Linked DNA regions of Homo sapiens: region 2 is linked to region 1. A link is an interaction called in ENCODE POLR2A ChIA-PET data of the cell type or tissue named here. Cell type or tissue: PC-9. All regions are shown on one strand. Each heading gives the region's core, and the rest is flanking DNA. Links, peaks and the distances in the headings are about the cores only. Region 1 has its middle 18 kb from the start of ZDHHC22. Region 2 has its middle 21 kb from the start of IRF2BPL.

Evidence for each region. ChIA-PET counts read pairs that join two places held together with the same protein. Peaks named below come from ENCODE experiments on the same cell type or tissue, not always from the same donor. Only the 100,000 strongest peaks of a DNase experiment are listed, where the experiment ranks them.
Region 2: POLR2A ChIA-PET joins it to region 1 with 6 read pairs; 2 of 35 experiments call an interaction of 5 or more read pairs at or near these places.

What each region holds. Positions count from the first base shown.
Region 1 is chr14:77,120,768-77,126,132 of GRCh38, reverse strand. No RefSeq gene overlaps it. Among named protein-coding and RNA genes, the nearest start is that of ZDHHC22, 18 kb to the left of the region's middle. RefSeq lists a silencer at 894-1,123 and enhancers at 4,211-4,390, 4,771-5,000, 5,011-5,070, 5,081-5,280. In PC-9, for the core only: CTCF peaks have their summits at 778 and 1,133; a DNase peak (open chromatin) is centred at 2,372; H3K4me3 peaks cover 485 bases; H3K27ac peaks cover 610 bases; H3K27me3 peaks cover 1,124 bases.
Region 2 is chr14:77,005,289-77,010,653 of GRCh38, reverse strand. No RefSeq gene overlaps it. Among named protein-coding and RNA genes, the nearest start is that of IRF2BPL, 21 kb to the left of the region's middle. RefSeq lists an enhancer at 2,729-3,258. In PC-9, for the core only: no CTCF peak of the experiment used is centred there; DNase peaks (open chromatin) are centred at 1,423, 2,573 and 4,623; H3K4me3 peaks cover 1,371 bases; H3K27ac peaks cover 4,479 bases.

The DNA.
Region 1 (5,365 bases), core at 295-5,294:
TGCAGGACTGAGCAGGACTGCTCCCAAGTCCTCAGTCAGTAAGTGGCATCCTGGAAAGATCACACTGTGAACCCGGAGTACCCAGTGGTTCTGAATCCCTGCGTGACCCTGGGCGGGTCACTGCCCTCCGTGAACACTGGACTCGCTCTTAGACTTGGCGAGGATTGCACACACCTGGCCCTCAATGGGGCACATACCTTTTACTTTGCCACAGACTCCCCCAACCATTGCCCAACCCAGAGCCACCCCACACTCTACCCTTGGCTATCTGGCCCCTGAAGGCTTTGAGTTTGTGACCCCTGAAAGCCAAGCTTCAAGAGGGCTCAGTTTTAGTTCCGACTGTGCCCTGGATGGGCTGCGTGACCTTCCACAAGCCCCTGGGCCCCATTCCGCAAACCTTCCACGTGGCCAGCGTGCGGTGCGGGGAGATGGTGGTGGGAAGTGGGAATACGACTGAACAGCTGGAAAGACAGGGGAGGGGAACTGACATGAATTGGATGCCCCAAGCAGCAGAGGTCACCAGCAGCAGGAGAAGGACGGTTCTTGCGTTTGCTCAAAGACCTCAAGGATTGCTGTCTTGTTCCAGGTGGAAAGAGAGGGAGGAGACCTGGGGAAGGAAGCCAGGAGGCGCAGCTAAGGGGCAGCGCGGCCCCTCCACCTGACCCGCCGGCCGCCGAGGGCAAAAATTCCCTCGCAGGTGCCGGGTACTTAATAAACAGACTAGCAGGGGCGGGGGGCGACGGCTCGCCGGAGAAAGGATTTAATTAGCAACGCTTTCGGGAGAGAAAATTAAATTACAGGAAGCAGTGGTGCCGGCTGCGGACCACAAAGACCACAGAATCCCGAAGCCGATTCCTCAGACCCCTGCGCGTGTCGGGACCACCTTTCCATCGCCCCAGCCGTGGGATGAAGGCCGCGCAGCGTGGGGCGTCTGTCTGGGCTCCGGCTGCGACGCCGTCGCGCGTGGCCTCCCCGGCACCCGCCAGAGCCCGCGGCCGTGGCTCGGGCCCGCCGGGAGGGGGCGCCGTCGGGCCTCCGCGCTCCACTCTCCCGGCGCGCGCGCCCCGCGCTTGGCTGCCAGTGTTGGCTGCGCGGGGACCGCGGGCCGCAGCCAACCTGGGTCTGCCTCGCCTAGCCCGAAAGGGCGAGATCATGGGCCCAGACTCTTGATGCCAGCAGTGGTCTTACTCGAAACTCATCTAAGCGTAAGGTGAGGAGAATCGGCCTGATGAGTGGGCGGCAGGTAGTGCAGGACACTGCAGTCTTGTCCACGGCCCGGGCCCCGCGCATCACCGCGTCTCCGAGAGCGCGCTCCGAGCCCAGCCCCTCCTGGGAGGTTCTTAGCCCTCATGTGCCACCGCGGTCCAGGGACCCACCTCCTCTCTGTCTCCTGGCGGGTTTTCTATTTGTCACAATAGCGACCATTCCTGAGCTCCCGCTAGAACCAGGCCTGGTGAGTGAGTACTTAGCTTAGGGAAGGCACCAAGCCCTGTGCGGTGTGATTTTTAGCCCTGTTCGGCGGAAGAGGAAAAGGAAACGAGCTCAGAGAGGCTGAGAAAGTCGCCCAGGAACACACAGCTGGGAAGACATTGAAATCCACATCCCATTGGCTTCTGAGCTCTTCCCCAGCAGGGGAGCGCCCGTTTTTCATTCTCAGTCTCTAGCACAGAGCCTCGCACGTGGGTGCTCAGGAAGGATTTGTTGAAGGAACGGCAGATTTTTCCTTGTTTGTCAAAGGGGGTGCTCATAGCTGAGGGGTGTGAGGATTAAATGAGATGGTGTGTGTAAAACACCTGGCTGTGCACTTGGAGCACCGTGAGCAATTAGTAAAAGCTGGTGCCAGTGTTAATGAAACTCGACAGTGCGGGGAAACACTGGGGACTTTGGTAAAATGTAGATTCTGAATCAGCAGGGCCTGTGACTCTGCATTTCTCATAGGCTCCCAGGTGTTGGCGATACTGCAGATGACAGTTACTTCGCTGTGTGGAACTGGTCCCCACGCCTCCTCACCCCAGCCCCAAGTCCAATCCCCCACAAGGGACCCACTGCAATTATTCCCAGCTTTGTCTGCCTATCTGCAATCCCCTGAGGAGCTTTAGAGAATATCCATGGGGGTGGGGGAAGGCAGGTCTTTTCCCCAGAGTCTGACAGGTCTGGGATGTGACCTGTGCATGTTCAAAGCTCCCTAGAGGTTTCTGCTACACAGTCAAGGCTAGAACCGCTATAGGGGAGGTGTCCGAGGAAGGCAGTAAGTGAGCAGAGGTTTGAGGAAGTTCACCTGATGCAGGTGTGGAGGACAGATTGTGCAGGAGCCTGGAGGCTGAGTCACCAGCTAGGAGGCTGGGCCAGCTAGGAGGCTGGATCTGGCTAGGGTAGGGCTGATTCCTCCATAGCTCCCCACCCACCAGCTGTATAACTCTAAAGGAGGGTGAGGACTGGGACAGGCTGGGGAGAGCTGGAGCGCATGCTTGGCAGGTATTCTGCAGGGTGTGTGCAAAGGAGGGGCTCTGTTCTGGGTGCAGCAGGGTGCCAGAGGTAGGCAGGGAGCTGGGTTGTTTTGCTGGCCACTGCCTGTATGTACAAAGTGGAAGGCTGGCCTTGGACTGAAGCCAGCTCAGAGAGCCCAGTCCTTGTTCTTGGAATGGCACAATTCACTTGCAGTAGCAATCTTATTATTGTTTACTGAGCACCCACCATGTGAGGCCACTGTACTATATACTGTACATTAAGGCACAACAATATTTCAGAGTTGACGGTAACTTAACAAATGAGGAAACAAGGTGCAGAGAGGTTATATAACTTGCTAGGATCACACAGAGACCAGATCAAGATCTAAAGCCATGATATTTCCATCTCACCAAGATGTCTGTACTCCTGCTCTTTCCTTTGGCTAAAACGCTATTCCCCTTCCTCTCTATACCTGTATCAGGTGAACTCCCTTAAAACCCCTCTGCTCACATTACTGCTCTCCTATGTTGTCTCTATGTAACTGAAATAATCCCTAAAAGTTGTGTTCTTCATCTCAAATGAAAGGGCTGTTTGCAAATGGCTGACCAGGCACGGACAGCTTATGGAAGCTCTACCCTATGCCAAGGCTGAGATCTCAATCACTACTTAGATCTCAATCATCGTGAGTTCCTCTCAAGGTCTCAGGGAGCTCCTGCAGCTCTGGTCTGTGATTTTCCTTGGGCACCAGGCACAACCTTGCGTCACTACTTTTCCTGTGGGTCATGACTCCTGGCTCAGATGCCTAGGCTCCAAGGCCAGGGACCACATGTATCTTTCTATAGACCTGGGCCTCAACAACTGTTTGTTGCAGCCAGAGCCAGGACTAGGGTAAGTCAAGCAAGGGGTCATGTGTATGCTTATGCTGGCGGCAGCTGGGGAAAGCAGATGCAGGTGCTGTTGTTGTGGGTGAGCTCAGAAGTCTGAAGGTGGGTCGCTCAACGGGATAATCTGCTGCTGCTAACTCCCTCCTAGTGTGCTTGGGTGTGTTGGGGTGGACTTATAGTTTCATATTAAGGACTCTTGCCCTAATCAAAGGGTGCTAACCCCAAAGGTTATTAAAGCATTATCTTTGAAATGAGTAGGACATATCACCTTGTCTAGGCTTACGCACCCAGCTTTGGATGTTTAAGACCTACAGAGACCAAAACTGTCAAAGGGGCAATTGACTAACTGATTGTCATTGCTACCTCCCACAAGACTAGAAGGAGGGACCAGGTCTGTTTTAGCCACCATTTTATATCCACAGCTCAGTCAGCAGCTGGGACATAAACGTGTTGAAAATGTGTTTCCTTGAAATAATAATGACAATGCTTTGGTCAGGTAAGCTGCAGGAATCATTAATACTTTCAGAAGAAGGAGAAATGTTCGGGTTTTGGAATACAATTTTGGGAGGAAAGGTGTGAAAATCTGAGTGACAAGGACCATGTTTTTGAGGATTTTTAAAGGTCCCCAAAGTGGGACCTACCCCAGGGCTGACCTGTGGCCTTGTGTTGACTGGTGCCTGCTCACCTCTGATCCTGTGGGTCCAAGAACCTTTTTTTCCCTTGAATTAAATATTTCTGCCATGTTGACTTTTTTTTTTTTAAATCATTCAGTGCATACTGTCCCACATGTCCTGATCCCCATGCAACTGGTGGGGCCAGGAGCCAGTCTTGGCCACGGGCTGAGCAGAAGTGACATTGTCACTGCAGCCCAACCTGACTAGTACAATCAGCAATGTTAGTAATTTACTAGCTAGGAGCTTCACGGCACAATTGATGTTTATAAAATGCTTCAAGAATAAAATCAGCACAGGCTGGAAAGCATGATACTTCTAAATACACCTTGCCAAGACAAGCATCAACTTGGATATCCTTTCAAAAAAATAAAAGGCTTTCACCTTGAAGTTCACTCTCTCGGCCTGTGAGAGCCCAGGGGACCATTATTGAAAACACACAGTCTAAACCATGCCTGTCACTGTTTTGTCGGGCTGTGGGTATCCGGGGCTGTTTGTTGTGACGGTTCACTGCCCTTTCTCTGTGTTTTGCTGAAGTGAAACTCATTTGCATTTCCTGAGCAGCCCAGTGATGAGAGGAGAGGCCCAGAAACCTTGCTGGAGCTCAGAGGGGAAGCAGAATGAAATGTTAACCAGCAGGACCACCAGGCTTCTGGGGCCAAGTTTTCCTGCCATTTTTGAAGACAATGCAGGACTCGTTGAGGTTGTGGTGCTCCATTTGTGTGTAACTTCTTTAGGCTTCTTCTCTTCCCCTGACTGGGCAATGTACTCACTTGTGCAAGGGTTGAGTGGAGATGATAATTTCAACCCAGCTCTCTGTAGAGACATGATTATTGTGGTTTACCATCTACAAGTGGTGGCAGGTCTTGATTTTTCAGGGCTTCTGGTTTTTCACTCTCACCCTCAAATGAAGGGCAGGCCCCATGCCAAGCGCTCCCATCTGTCCACCCAGCAGGCAGGGGCTTTGTGGGCTGTCCCCAGAGAATGGAGGCCTTTGCTCTCTTCTGTTATAAAGACACCAGGATGAACAAACATGCTTCCAAGGCCACTGCAATTTTTGGGATCTAGTGAGTCTGTAGGAAATGTAACGGCAGCTATTTTTACTCTCATGCTCTCCAGCCACTCTGACTGCCTTGCTGGAAGGATAATAATCACTCCACCTGCCAGGGCCCTCACAAGGGCTGGCCGCAGGATCCCACTTTCGGTTTTCATTCTCCTTCATATTCTAACAGCTTCCTCCCACTCCCTGGGTTATCTTCATATTCTATGGGCCCTTCTTGCTTTTTTGCTCAACTCATCTCCTCCAGCTGCTGTAATTTAAGGCAGGAACCATACAGACTGTTCTTTCAAGCAATTCTGTCT
Region 2 (5,365 bases), core at 147-5,146, 120 kb after region 1:
GGATGCACCTGGGACAGAACTGGGGCCCCACTTACACTGGGAGCAGAGGGAGGAAGCCAGAATGGAGAGATGGAGAGACTTGCAGGGACCCCTCAGGACTTTTCTGTAATATTTATTTATGGGTGCTCTCCTGACCAGACAGGACTCCTTGCAGGAAAGTTTAGGAGCAATTTGCGGTAGAGCTGAAGAAGCCTTTGGGACCAGACCCTGGTCTCTTTGCTCTACTCAGTAGCTATGGAACCTTCTGCACATTACTCTGAGAGCCTCAGCCTCCTCTTAGGCCCAAGGCGGCAGTGATGCCCACCTTGCTGGGCTGTGGCGAGGATTAAATGAGACCATGTCTGTGAGCAGGTGTGCCCAGCTCAGCTCCTTGCCTGACACCAGGTGCCACTCATTAGGCAGCTACTTCCACCACTTCTACAAATGCTGATGGAGCTCCCAGCAGGGGCCGGTGCTGTTCTAGAGTGAAATTAGTAGTATTAGTCCTGAAGCCTTCGCACAGTGCCTAGATGCTCAGTAAATGTTGGTCAGATGAGGAAAGAGGTTGTCTCCAGCAAGGATCAAGGAATGGGTCAAGGAAGAGGTGCTAGGATTAATTAGTCAGAAAAGGGGAGGAGAGTAGAGAGGCTCACTGCCTCACTCCATCCAAGTCAGTTCTTTAGGGATGATAGATTGTCGGGGGCTATGGGGTAGCCCCTGGTTACATGCAGATGTGACCTGGAAGATGAGAGGTGAGGTCAAGAGTGCCTGAGGATGGTGGTGGGGCCTCCAGGTCAGTGGAGGACTTGCTTCCCAAGGCCCATGGCAATCGTACTTGCCTTATGTCTGGGATATGTAATTTCCCAGGTAAGGGAGGAGTTTATTTGGGGGACAGTGTGGGTTCTGTGCAGGACTGCCTTCATGGGTGTGGACCTGTGCACTCACAAGCGGTCCGACATTCAAAAGAGATGGTTGAATGTTCTGCTATCACTGTCTTGCAATTCTTGATCATTTGGAACAAGGGGCTTTGCGTTTTCATTTTGCATTGTGCCCAGAAAATTATGGAGCTGGTTCTGGGACCTGGAGTGCTTGTGTGTCTCCTCGCTCATAATGTTGGAGGCTCCTCGCCGTGGTAGAAGTTGAGAGGTGCCTGGCTAGGCAAAGAGGGTTGAAGCAGGAGAGCTTGTGGCTTTGCCCCTCTGGAGGCCTGAGCAGGGGTGAGACCAGTGGGTGTGAAGTAAAGCATGCTGGGCAGTGTCAGACAACTGGGTTTGTATCCTAACCCTGCCTCCTGCCAGTGATGTGCTCTTCAGTGAGCTCAGTGTCTCGGAGCCTGTTTCCTCATCTGAACATGGGGTAGCTCAACCATACCACAGGTAACTTGAGGGTTACAATGAGGTACAAAAAGTGCCTGGAGCAAGTAGGTGCTTAGCAAACATTTGTTGTTGAGTCTCTGGCTGCGGCAGGAACGGAGTTGGGTTGTGAGTAATGTGCTCCATTGCAGCAGGCTATGGGGGAAGAGGCATTGAGCCCTGCCCTGCCTCCAGGGGCTCAGAGCTGAGTGGCATCCTTGGAACCATCTTCCAGGAAATGGGCTGTCAGCTCCCCCTCCAAAGTGACAACTGTCTTTGGCCACCTCTGGCCAAGAGGCTTACCATTTCCAGAGTGACCAAATCCCAGCTCTGGCCCAGGGGTGGCAATTCCAGGCTGCCAGGCCTTGTTCCCAGGCCCTGAGTGCCCCTGCTCCTTGTTCCCCCTGCAAGAACTCACACCTTGATTTCCCGAGATCCTCTTCACACCAACGCAGGCATCACACTGCACACCTCTGGCTGGGCTAGACCAGCTCTCCTTTAAAAATAATACGGCAGTGTCCCCTTTCTGCAGAAAGCCTTCCCCTCTAGGGTATAGAGCTATAGGTTGAGGCCACATACTCCCTCCTCCTCAACGCCTCAGGGTCCCCACCCCCTTTCTGATCCTTGATTTTCCCTGAGCTGGATTAAGACCTTTAGCAGCCTTAAGAGCTGAAGGATTAAGGTGTACCTCCCCCACTCACTCACACACAAATTCCAAATAAAATAATCCTAAGCCTTAAAATAAGTGTCAGGAAGTCCAACAAAGTTTTGATTTTCCCCAGGATGACTACTTCCTTGCTATTTTTGAAGTATGAAATATTAGCTCTTAAAAAAGCAAAACCAAACCAAAACACTTTGTTGATGGCCTTTTGCTGCCAGTGGCCTGAGAACACACTTAATCTGCCTACCGGGGAACCTGGCCTTGCCTGCCCCCTCCCTGGTGCCCGAGAAGGAGAGGGCTGGCTTGCAATAGCAGGGCATTGGGCCACTCTGCCCAGAGATGTCCCCAGGGAGAGAGGGAAGCCCTGGGCCAATCAGTCCCCATAGGGGAGGAGACATCAGCAAAGCCCAGAAGGTTCTGCTGCTTCCACCCCTGCCATAGGGCAACCTCTCCTCCCCTCCAGAGCAGCCAGGGTCAATCTGGGCCCCCTTCCAGTTCTGCAGCTGGCAAGGATGGCTGGGCTGTTAGTCCCTGGGCCTGCTGCCCTTCACCCACACCTGTTGGGCAGGTCTCCCTGCCTGGCCAAGGGCTGCCCGAGCCACTCTCCCTCCCACTGTGGGGGAGGGAGCCAGCCAGTGCTGGAACATCTTCCACAAACTGGCTTTTCCAGATCCTGCTTGTAAACTCTGGTTAAAAATAAAACCCTCATGTCTGGGAAGGAGAGGGTAGGAGGGTACAGTGGTGGGGGACAGAGGAGGCAGGCAGAGGGCTATGCATAGGTGACAACAGCCCACCTTAGCAAAATGGTGGGGTATCCCAGCGAACAAGGCTGGCCGGGGAGTACCCTGCATAATTCCGGGTGGGAGGCACCTTCCAGAGCCTTTTGTTTCGCAAAGAGAAAACAGGCCCAGAAAGGGGCAAGCGGTGTCACAAGGTCTCCAGCAAACAAGCACAGGTGGAATGGAGCCTTTGGCCTTGTTCTTGCTGCCACCTTTTCCTCAAGAGCAAGGCATGAGGACAACCCTCTCTTCTTCCCTGCCAAGGATCCCCTACTCGCCAGGAGCGTTTCCCGATCATGTCAGGGCACCTTCGCCATCCCCTGCCCGCCCAGCCCTGCCCATGATCATGTCAGGACGCACCTTCGTCATCCTCTGCTTGCCCGACCCCGCCCACTCTCTTTTTCTGTTTTTCTCCCTCCCAGCGTCCATCAAGCTGTTCTCCCTTTCGCCTCTCCAAGGGAACGGATGTTTATTGAGCATCCAGCTCTGTGCATACTATGCCATTTATTCTTCTTGCCAATAAAGCAAAGCTTTCCTACAATGTTTTCTGAAGGAAATGTCACATTGCAGGGGAGAGAAGGAAAGGCTTTGTGTGTCTGAGTACTTTACAGATGCAGGGTACTCCCCCTACGTGATTTCCAAGCCTCAAAACAGCCCTGCAAAGTATTCTGAGGCCTTCCATAGAGAACAGACCTTGAGGCTGAGAGCCTTAATGAACTGGCTTAAGGCTCAGTCCAGCTGACCCAGGGCTGACCCGTTAGTCTTCCACCCAATCCCTTGCTCCTGCAGCCCCACAAGCTCAAGGACTGAGCTGTCAGTATATGGCACAGCTGCAGCAACTGAGGCAGGGGATCACGAGCCCAGGAAGTAGAGGCTGCAGTAAGCCGTGATCGCACCATTGCACTCAGCCTGGCCAGCAGAGCGAGACCATGTCTCAATCTCATTCCATCCTTCCAGCACCCATCAGTGGATACTAGTGTTCCCCTATTTTACAGAGAAAGGAACTGAGGCACAGGGTAGTTAAGGAACTATGTCTCCCAACCAGGAGGAAGTAGAGCTCGCCTTTGAACCCAGGGTTTTCTGCTGCAGGCCCATGTTCTTAATTACAGTCAGGCCAGGCGCAGTGGCTCAAGCCTGTAATCCCAGCACTTTGGGAGGCCAAGGCGGGTTCATCACAAGGTCAGGAGTTCGAGACCAGCCCTGGCCGACATAGTGAAACCCCATCTCTACTAAAAATACAAAAAAAAAAAAAAATTTAGCCGGGTGTGGTGGCAGGTGCCTGTAATCCCAGCTACTCAGAAGGCTGAAGCAGGAGAATCACTTGAACCTGGAAGAGAGATGTTGTGGTGAGCCAAGATTGTACCCGGGCTGGGCGACAGTGCGAGACTCCATCTCAAAAAAAAAAAAAAAATTATGGCCGAATCTGGACACTCACACGATCCCATCTTCAAGGGATTTAATCCAACCTTCCATCTTTTCTGTCCAGCCTTCTCTGCAGTCTTGGGCGGTGGGCTTCAGGCCAGTTGGCCTGGTGTCTCTCTGGGGAGGGCAAAGGCTGTGGGTTCACATTCTGAAGCTGAGGTCGGGGGTTGGGCTCAAATAGTGTTAACTGACAGCAAAGCTGGTGGAAGGCTTAGGGAGGGAGAAGGTGTGGACGTGGGCTGAGAGTGGTGTGTGAGATTGCTGTTTTTTCTTCTTCTGCCCTTTTTGGAGTTTTAGCTTTGTCCCCGTTGCCCTGGTGGTTTAAGGTTGAATGTTTCTTTCCTAAGCAAGTGCTCCCCCAGAAAAGGCTGTAAAATTCAGAGATGAGGTGTTTGGATTGGATTCGGGCATTGGGATTGGACACAAGGAGGTTCAAATTTTTTCTGTAGGCCAAGTGCAGTGACTCATGCTTGTAATCCGAGCACTTTGGGAAGCCGAGGTGAGAGGATCACTTGTGTCCAGGAGTTCGAGACCAGGGTGGGCAACATAGTGAAACCCCATCTCTACAAAAAATAAAAAATTGGCCGGGTACAGTGCCACACACCTGTAGTCCCAGCAACTCTAGAGACTGAGGCAGGAGGATCACTTGAGCCCAGGGAGTCGAGGCTGCAGTGAGCTGTGATTATGCCACTGCACTCAGCCTGGGCAACACAGTGAGACCCTGTCTCAAAAAACAACAAACAAACAAAAACACACACACACATTTCTTCTGTATAGTGACCCTGGGCAAGTCACTCTGAGCCTTGAATTTCTCTTCTGTCAAGTAGGAAGACCAGTGCCTCCTTGAAAGCATTATAAGGGGGATCAAATGAGACAATAGATGATTCTGAATGGTAAAGTATCTGCAATGTCAATTATGATGCTAATGCCATTGCCTTCCTAAAGGAAAAAATCAATGTGCAGGTTATTGAGGGTCCTAGGGTGAGTGATGGCTGAAGACAAGGAGGCTGCTGGTAAAGGAAATGTTGTCCTGGAGCCCTGATACTCCTGAGCTACGGAGGGAGGATACAGGTGGGTCCGTGAAGTGCTTTACCCAGTGAATTGCTTTACCGGTGCCCTGTTCCTGTGCCTGGGGAGTAGGGCGGTCCCAAAACACCGACCTTGCCTGGGCT